Linked DNA regions of Homo sapiens: region 1 is linked to region 2. Evidence: read pairs that join two places in POLR2A ChIA-PET (ENCODE). Cell type or tissue: B cell. All regions are shown on one strand. Links, peaks and the distances in the headings refer to the core of each region. The heading gives the core; the rest is flanking DNA. Region 1 overlaps LOC105377891 (a long non-coding RNA gene). Region 2 has its middle 99 kb from the start of MIR4464.

Region 1 (4,393 bases), core at 259-4,258, 79 kb before region 2:
ACCAATATGGTGAAACCCCACCTCTACTAAAAATACAAAAATTAGCCGGGCATGTTGGCACATACCTGTAGTCCCACCTACTCAGGAGGCTGACACAGAAGAATTGCTTGAACCTGGGATGTGGAGGTTGCAGTGAGCCGAGATCGCGTACTGCACTCCAGGCTGGGTGACAGAGCCAGACTCCATCTATATATATATGTTTATATGTACATATATACACACACATATATACGCATATAAACATATATATGTTTTGTTTATGTGTGTATATATATACACATATATGTTTTGTTTATATGTATATATATACATATATTAAACATATATATGTTTTATATATTAAACATATATATGTTTTCTATATGTATATCTATGTATATATGTATATATACACATATGTTTACATGTATATATATAAACATATATAAACATATATATGTTTTGTTTCTATGTGTGTGTATATATATATACATATATACATATTATCTAAAATTTTGCAAGTCAAAATGTGCCAGCACTGTGTGTGAGTGTGTGTGTGAGAGAGAGAGAGAGACATAACCAAGTAATTGGATACTGGCAGGATGAAAAGGAAAACATGAGAAACTACCAAACCTTTGGAAATAACCCCATGAGGCTGGAGACAGACATGGATTTTACTATTTTTCTCCGGAAGTTGCAGAGCGGGCTTGGTGGGGAGGAGGAGGATGGGGTGAAGGTGGGCACTAGGTAAACACTGCCTTATTCTTGGTGCCCCTCCACCCAACCCTCTGTGGGCCAAGCCACATCAGTGCAATTCCTGCAGCCACATCTTTAGCTGGCATGGCTCCAAGATGGCTGACCTAAATCAGTTTTGCTGACATCCTGAGGGGTCTCTCATTTACAGGGGGCTGGGTCAGTTCAAGGGGTTTGTAGCATCTGCAGTTAAGTCACATCTCTGAAAAATAAGGAGCAGGGATAGACCCTTAGGCACATTGCTTTATAAGCACAAGTAGCTTGCACAGCTGAAAGTTCTTCAACCGGCCCAGGTTTTATTTACTTTCTCTTCTGTTCTTGTCCTCCTCAGGCCACCAGTGAAAAGAATGTAAGGTCACATAGCCTGTACCATTTCAGGGAGGCATTGTCTAACCTGGAGGTAATGTATGATCATTTTATACACCACCACAGATTCATTATTCATACAATTTTCCATTAATTTTTAATGCATCCAAGTTCCTACTTATTTAACATACAATGCAGTCGGCCAGATGTCTTCATAAAGCTATGAAAAGTGGTTCTGAAATACTCTTCCATAGCATCCCAATCTACTAACCAGCTGATGAGACAGTATTGCTCTTTAACAATGGGTCGGACTCCTGCTTTGGGCCCCCACACCTCAGGGACCCCCATGATTTAAATGGCTTTGCTTGAAGCCTGGCCTACAGTCTTATTGGGGTGGAGTGTCCAAGCCAGATCCCATTTCTCTCCTTCAGAGCACTATCCTACTCTCTAGCCATCTGGTAAGGTTGACCAGATGTCCAGAGAAGCTCTGAACCGCATACCTGTAAGATGATCTTAGGGCCAAGGTGGAGCCTCGTTCAAGAAAGCAGTCTGATGAAAATATGTTCCCACTGACACTGACCAACAGGTTATTTCTTTTGTTAGACTGCATGCCATTGGACCTCTAGAATGGTTTCCACAGGTTGATTTTGGGTAACTTATTTATGAGGGATGAAGAAGACAAGAATTTTTACATGCACTGATTGGGCAATAAACAAATACCCATTATTCTAAATTTTTACCAGTAAATCACTATACCTCACACAAACTCATTTTCTAATCAAATCATGTATATAGACGTGGCCTTGTAAAATATATTTGCCTAGGGATTGTACTTTCTGGGGCTAGCCTTGCCCTGGGGAACCACTATAGGCTCTGGAACTGGGGCTGATGTAGACTAACTAATTAGAGGGGGGACATTGGAAATGACAAAGAGCAAATAGAGAAATCTATGGCACTAACGGGGCTAAGGAGGAGTTAGTGTGGTAAAGTGAAATTACTCTAAGTTGAAAATCATGGGCTCTGAGGTCCTGGAACTACCACTACCCAGCTCTATGTTCTTAATCAAGTGTTTTTTTTTTTCTTTTTTTTTGAGAAAGGGCTCTTGTGCTTTTGCTGGGCTGCAGTGCAGTGGCACCAACACAGCTCACTGAAGCCTCGACCTCCTGGGCTCAAGCAATCCTTCCACCTTAGCCTCCTGAGTAGCCGAGATCACAGGTGCATGCCACCACACCCAACTAATTAAAAAAAAATTTTTTTTTTTGAGATGGGGGTCTCATCATGTTGCCTAGGCTGATCTCGAACTCCTGGGCTCAAGGAATCCTCCCACCTCGGCCTCTCAAAGTACTGGGATTACAGGCATGAGCCACCATGCCCAGCCTTGATCAAATCTCTTAATCTCTCCCTGTCTCAGTTTATTCATCTATAAAATGAGGGAGTTCAATATAGTTGTCTTAGTGGTTCTCAAACCTGACTTTGCAGCAGAAGACATAGAGAAGTTATTCAAAAATGATATTACTTCCTATATTATTCCATTGTCACACTGCTATAAAGAACTACCTAAGACTGAGTAAATTATAAAGGAAGGAGGTTTAATTGACTCACAGTTCTGCAGAGCTGGGGAGGCCTCAGGAAACTTAAAATCATGGTGGAAAGGGAAGCAAACACATCTTTCTTCACATGGCAGCAGGAAGGAGAAGAATGAGAGTTGAAAGAAGGCGGAAGCCCCTTATAAAACCATCAGATCTTGTGAGAACTCACTCACTATCATGAGGATAGCATGAGGGAAATTGCCTCCACGATTCAATTACCTCCTACTGGGTTCCTCCCACTACACATGGAGATTAAGAGAATTACAATTCAAGATGAGATTTGGGTGGAGACACAGCCAGACCATACAATTCTACCCCTGGCCCCTCCCAAATCTCATGTCCTCACATTTCAAAACACAATCATGCCTTTCCAACAGTCCCTCAAAGTCTTAGCTCATTCCAGCATTAAACCAAAAGTCCAAGTCCAAAGTCTCATCTGAGACAAGGCAAGTCTCTTCTGCCTATGAACCTGTAAAATCAAAAGCAAGTTAGTGACTTTCTAGATACAATGGAGGTATAGGTATTGGGTAAATATACCCATTTCAAATGGGAGAAATTGGCCCAAACAAAGGAGATACAGGCCCCATGCAAGTCCAAAATCCAATAGAGCAGTCATTAAAACTCAAAGTTCCAAAATGATCTCCTTTGACTCCATATCTCACATCCAGGGCATGCTGATGCAAGAGATAGACTTCCATGGCCTTGGACAGCTTCATCATTGTGGCTTTGCAGGGTACAGCACTCCCCTGGCTGCTTTTATGGCTAGTGTTAAGTGTCTGTGGCTTTTCCATGAGCATGGCACAAACTGTCAGTGGATCTACCATTCTGGGGTCTGGAGGATGGTGGCCCTCTTCTCACAACTCCACTAGGCAGTGCCCCAGTGGAGACTCTGTATGGGAGCTCCATCCCCACATTTCCCTTCCACACTGCCCTAGCAGAGGTTTTCCATGAGGGTTCCACCCCTGTAGCACACCTCTGCCTGGACATCCAGGCATTTCCATACATCCTCTGAAATTTAGGTGAAGGTTCCCAAACCTCAATTCTTGATTCTGGTGTGCCCTCAGGCTTGACACTATGTGGAAGCCACCAAGGCTTGGGGCTTACACCCTCTCAAGCCACGGCCCAAGCTGTGCCTTGGCCCCTTTTAGCCACAGCTGGAGCTGCTGGGACACAGGGGACAAAGTCCCCAAGCTGCACACAGCAGGGGGATCCTGGGCCCAGCTCATGAAATCATTTTTTCTTCCTAGGCCTCTGGGCCTGTGTTAGGAAGGGCTGCTGTGAAGGTCTCTGACATGCCCTGAAGACATTTTCCCCATTGTCTTGGTGATTAACATTTGGCTCCTCATTACTTATGCAAATTTCTGCATGGGTTGAATTTCTCCCCAGAAAATGGGTTTTTCTTTTCTATCACATCATCAGGTGGCACATTTTCCAAACTTTTATTCTCTGCTTCCTCTTGAATGCTTTGTCACTTAGAAATCTTCTGCCAGATATCCTAAATCATCTCTCTCAAGTTCAAAGTTCCACAGATCTCTAGGACAGGGCCAAAATGCTGCCAGTCTCTTTACTAATCCTTTGCTCCAGTTCCCAAGAAGTTCCTCATCTTCATCTGAGATCATCTCAGCCTGGACTTCATTGTCCATATCACTGTTAACATTTTGGTTGAAGTCATTCAAGAAGTCTCTAGGAAGTTCCAAACTTTCCCACGTCTTTCTGTCTTCTGAGCACTCCAAGTCTCTAGGATGTTCCAAACTTTCCCACATGTT
Region 2 (4,393 bases), core at 289-4,288:
GCTCTCCCAGGCCTCTGTCTGCCCATGGGAGTGCTATTTCCCTTGGAAGTTCCCTTTGCCATTCTCTGGCCTTTTTCATGGCAGTCCCACTGCTTGGAGGCCGCCCTTCCTGCACGCCCACCTGCTTCCACATGTTTGGAAGCGCTTATTCACTTAGCAGGAGACATTAAGTATTCATCATTTTATTCTGCAATTATTCACTGATGCCCGGTGCCCATTATACAGCAGGCCTAAGTGCTAAGAAAACATAAATGAGAAAAACAGACATGGTGTTTGCCTCCTGAAGCAAAGTCTCCTGAGAGACAAATCTATTAATCAAAGAATCAACTGAATAGTGAGTATGATGAAGGAGTTACTGGATGTTATGAGAGTATGTAATGGTGGCCTGATCTAGTCTAGAAGAGTAAGGCAAGGCTTCTTGGGCCTTCTAGCTGAGATCTGAGGATGATTTGCGGTGAACTAGGTGAAGATGGCAGAGGGAGTTCCAGGCAAAGAGAAGAATGAGTGCAAAGGCCCTCAGGTGGAAGAGAGCACACGACCTTCCAAGAAGTAATAAGAGGCCAGAGTGACTGAGCTCAGGGAGCAAGGAGAAGAGCCCTGAGAGGTGAAGTGGGCAGGAACTACATTGAGCAGGGCCTTGGGGTCTGTGCTGCTACTACCACTGGGAAAGTTTTGGAAGGATATGGGCAGAAAAGAAATGATCTAATTTACATTAATGGCTAAAGTTTGGAGAACAGGTTAGATGACTCCAGGTTTTTTGCTATGCTAGGAACACAGGAGAGCTGTTTGGGGAGCCATTCAAGTATACATGCTGAGTCGGCAGATGCATGTACATATTTAGAGAGACCTGGGTTAAATTAGCTGTGAATTTTGAGATGGTGATTGAAATCATGGGTGGTTGGAATTGCCAAGGGAGATATAAAGAGCAGGAAAACAAGGGAGACTAGGACCAGTCTTTGATGGATTATGACCTTTAAAGTCTGAGGAGAGGGGGATTTGTCTGCAGAGGAGATTGAGGAGGAACAGCTAGGTAGGTGGAAAGGCAGAAGAGTGTAGTATACTAGAGGCTGAATTAGGAATCTTTCAAATGCATATTACTGAAATCCATCTTCAATTGATGTAACCAAAAAAAGAATAATTTATTGGCTCCTATAGCCTGAAATCAGGACTGGTCAGATATGCCTGGGTTCAAGAGCTCAAACATCCAGCTCCTTGGGAAACAGCCTCTCCCCCCATCTCTCAGTTCTGTCTCCTTCTGGATGGGCTTCTTTGCCAGGTGGATATTCCCATGTGGTGGCCTGATAGGGTCACCAGCAGAGGCTTCAGGTTTACATCCTACCCAAAGTAAAGAAATGTCCTTCTTCGATTGGTTCCAGCAACCACACCAGGTGTGACTATTGTTAGCCTAGCTTAGGCTAGATGCCCATCTCTGAGCTAGAGGTTGACATCAGCTCTACCCACACTTCACATAGACTGAAAGTTGGGAAAGGAATGGTTCCTCAAAAGAAAATCAGGGTGCTGTTACCTGAAGAAACTGAGAAGAAGCCAGGCAGGCAAGATCCCAGATGTCTATACAGATGCCGAAGTGATAAGAATTTTAAGAGGGAAAGTATATTTAAGAGTATGAAATACCGTTAAGGCTGGGTGCAGTGGCTCATGCCTGTAATCCCAGCACTTTGGGAGGCTGAGGTGGTGGATCATGAGGTCAGGAGTTCAAGGCCAGCCTGGCCAAGATGGTGAAACCCCATCTCTACTAAAAATACAAAAATTAGCTGTGGCGGCAGGCGCCTGTAATCCCTGCTGCTCGGGAGGCTGAGGCAGGAGAATCACTTGAATCTGGGTGGCAGAGGTTGCAGTGAGCCAAGATCACACCACTGCACTCCAGCCTGGGTGACAGAGTGAGGCTCCGTCTCAAAAAAAAAAAAAAAAAAAAAAAAGAAAGAAAGAAAGAAAAAAAAGAAAGAAATACCTTTAAGACACCAAGAAAGATAAGGACAGGGATTAGCCACTTGGAAGTCACTGGTGCCCTCAGACCCACACAAATAGCTCCATCACAAAGTAGGATGTGGTGGAAAACAAAATGAACAAAATGCAAGTTGAAAGGGCCACGTGAACCCAGGAGAGGAAAATCATTTAGGACGAAACAATCACGGAAAGCTTCATGTCCAAAGTAGCATTTCACTTGGGTCCTGAAGGATGGGTGATATTTTTAAAATGAAGGCCAGAGAAGTGGAGGAAGGGAGGGCACCCAGCTGACTATAGCATGAGCAAAAGTGCAATGGCAGAGATGTTTAGGGTGTGTTCACCAAGAGGTGAACAGTTCATGCTTGGTCTGATGGCTAGGGGCCAAATGTGAGTGCTGGCTAAGGAGAAGGGACTTTCTCTGTTCAATTTACAAATGAGTCAGCTGTAATTTACCTTCCCTTAGGTTATCGGCCTGAATATGTAAATGAGGGATAGCTGTCACTAGAATGAAACTGACATCTAGAAAAGCGCCTCCCTATAATCTTGCCTTTCCATATAAGGGCTCCCTGGCGTGCTTCACAGGTGAACTCTACAGCAAACGCATTCTTCTCTCTCCTTTCAGCCTTGGTCTTTCCTCTGACTCAGGGGCCTGGCTTGTGGTGCTGAGGCACCTTCCGGCTGCTGAGAATTGGACTACTCTGTCTTCTTGCTGACTGCGGCAAAGGAACGCCCGGGGTCTGACAATCACCTCTACGAGAGCAGCTTGGATGTTTCTCATCTTTCACTTGACTTTCTTATCCCTTTACTTAAATATATATATATATATATATACTTTAGAGACAGGGTCTCACTCACTATGTTGCCTAGGTTGGACTCAAACTTCTGGGCTCAAGTGATCCTCCCACCTCAGCCTCCCAAGTGGCTGGATTACAAGCATGTGCCACCACACCCTGCTCATCCCTTCAGTTTTTAGCCCAGAAAGCTGGCACTAAAAGGGATGGTAGGTTTGAGGGATTTTAGATGGAAGACAATTTAGGTGACTCTGCACTATATTATAGTCAAATATCCTGCAACCTTTGTTCCTAGAAGAAACCTGTGCATCCTGAATCTCTGACCCCTGGGAATACATTCTTTTCCCCCAGCACCTCACCTAGGAATGGTCACTTGGGTTAAGGGTTCTCAGGCTTGGTGGCCAAAAGCCAACACCTGTTCATTTATCTCCTATCTTGTACTCAGTCTCTTAAGACTTTTCTGCAACTTGGACCCTGGTGGGCCAAGTGCATTTGCCCAGAGAGAAAAATTGCACAAATTAGAACTCTGGATTGATATTTCACTTACATACCTCCACTTGGGGATCCTCAACACAGCTTAAATAGTAATGTCTTTAATGGGGGTCATCAAGGGCATTTAAGTAGGGACATGCAATGAGCAGAACCACTTTTGGAGAAGACTGCACTTGGCAGTCGTTCCCTAACAGATTTGAGAGAGCAGAGGTGGGAAATGGCAAATTGTTAGGAAACTGATAATGGGCCCAGGGAGAAAAACCTTGAACCAAGGAACTGAGCTAGATGTGGAAGGGTGGGCGTGGGTTTTAGAAACACTTCTTTAGAGGAAAACCATGATTAAAAAAGGAGAAAGAAAGAAGGAAAGGAAAGGAAAGGAAAGGAAAAAAGGAAGGTGGGATTGGGGGAAGAAGGAAAGGAAGAAAGGAAAGAAGGAAAGAAAGAGGACATGGAAATCTCTGTAGGCCAGGAACAGAGTGAGGAGGCTCAGTATCATGGGGAGGGCCTGGGAAACCTGTGGCCCCTCAGGACACAGAGATTCTGAGCTGGCAGCAGGAGCTGAGCTGAGAACAGAACTGAGCTCACTCCAGGAGCCCAGGACAAGGAGCCAAGTGTGAATGTGGGGCCAGGCCTCTGCTCTTCATTGGTGACTAGAGCTGTAAGAGCTGTGCCTGACTGTCTGGGATGGCAGTGGAAAGAGGCTCCTTCTCCACAGGTCAGGGAGGAAGCAGACTATGGCATGAAGGGGGACCCAGTTCTGTGCTGGGCAGCTTCTTAACTGAAGACTCCAGCTACCCACTGCAGTGCATGGGCATCCATCTGCGGGGGAGGGGCACTGATACACCTGTTCCACCAAGAATGCCCCATCACAGTGCCCTTGACCCAGGCTCCTCAGGAAGCCTCTTGTCTGAGACTTCTCATCTCTTCACCCCACACTGAGGGGCTCCTTGTCCTGCCATTCAGTCTCATTCGCCTCCATGGAACTAGGAACAGCTTTGCTGAAGTCCCTGGAGTGTGGAGGGTCACCTCATTTATCCCATCTCAGAGCCAGACAGTTGACATCATCAGAGTGACCGGGCGTCTTTGGTTGTGCCGACTCCTCTTTGCCATGCGTGGCACCCCCCCGCCCCCCACTCCTCCTGTTA

What was found. Peaks named below come from ENCODE experiments on the same cell type or tissue, not always from the same donor. Only the 100,000 strongest peaks of a DNase experiment are listed, where the experiment ranks them.
Region 1: POLR2A ChIA-PET joins it to region 2 with 7 read pairs; 2 of 35 experiments call an interaction of 5 or more read pairs at or near these places.

Annotation. Positions count from the first base shown.
Region 1 is chr6:90,330,301-90,334,693 of GRCh38, forward strand. It overlaps LOC105377891 (a long non-coding RNA gene), which reads left to right. Exons shown (of 7, transcript XR_942778.4): 2 at 1,064-1,132. Among named protein-coding and RNA genes, the nearest start is that of MIR4464, 20 kb to the left of the region's middle. In B cell, for the core only: no CTCF peak of the experiment used is centred there; no DNase peak of the experiment used is centred there.
Region 2 is chr6:90,409,088-90,413,480 of GRCh38, forward strand. No RefSeq gene overlaps it. Among named protein-coding and RNA genes, the nearest start is that of MIR4464, 99 kb to the left of the region's middle. RefSeq lists enhancers at 2,350-2,709, 3,731-4,393. In B cell, for the core only: no CTCF peak of the experiment used is centred there; a DNase peak (open chromatin) is centred at 2,444.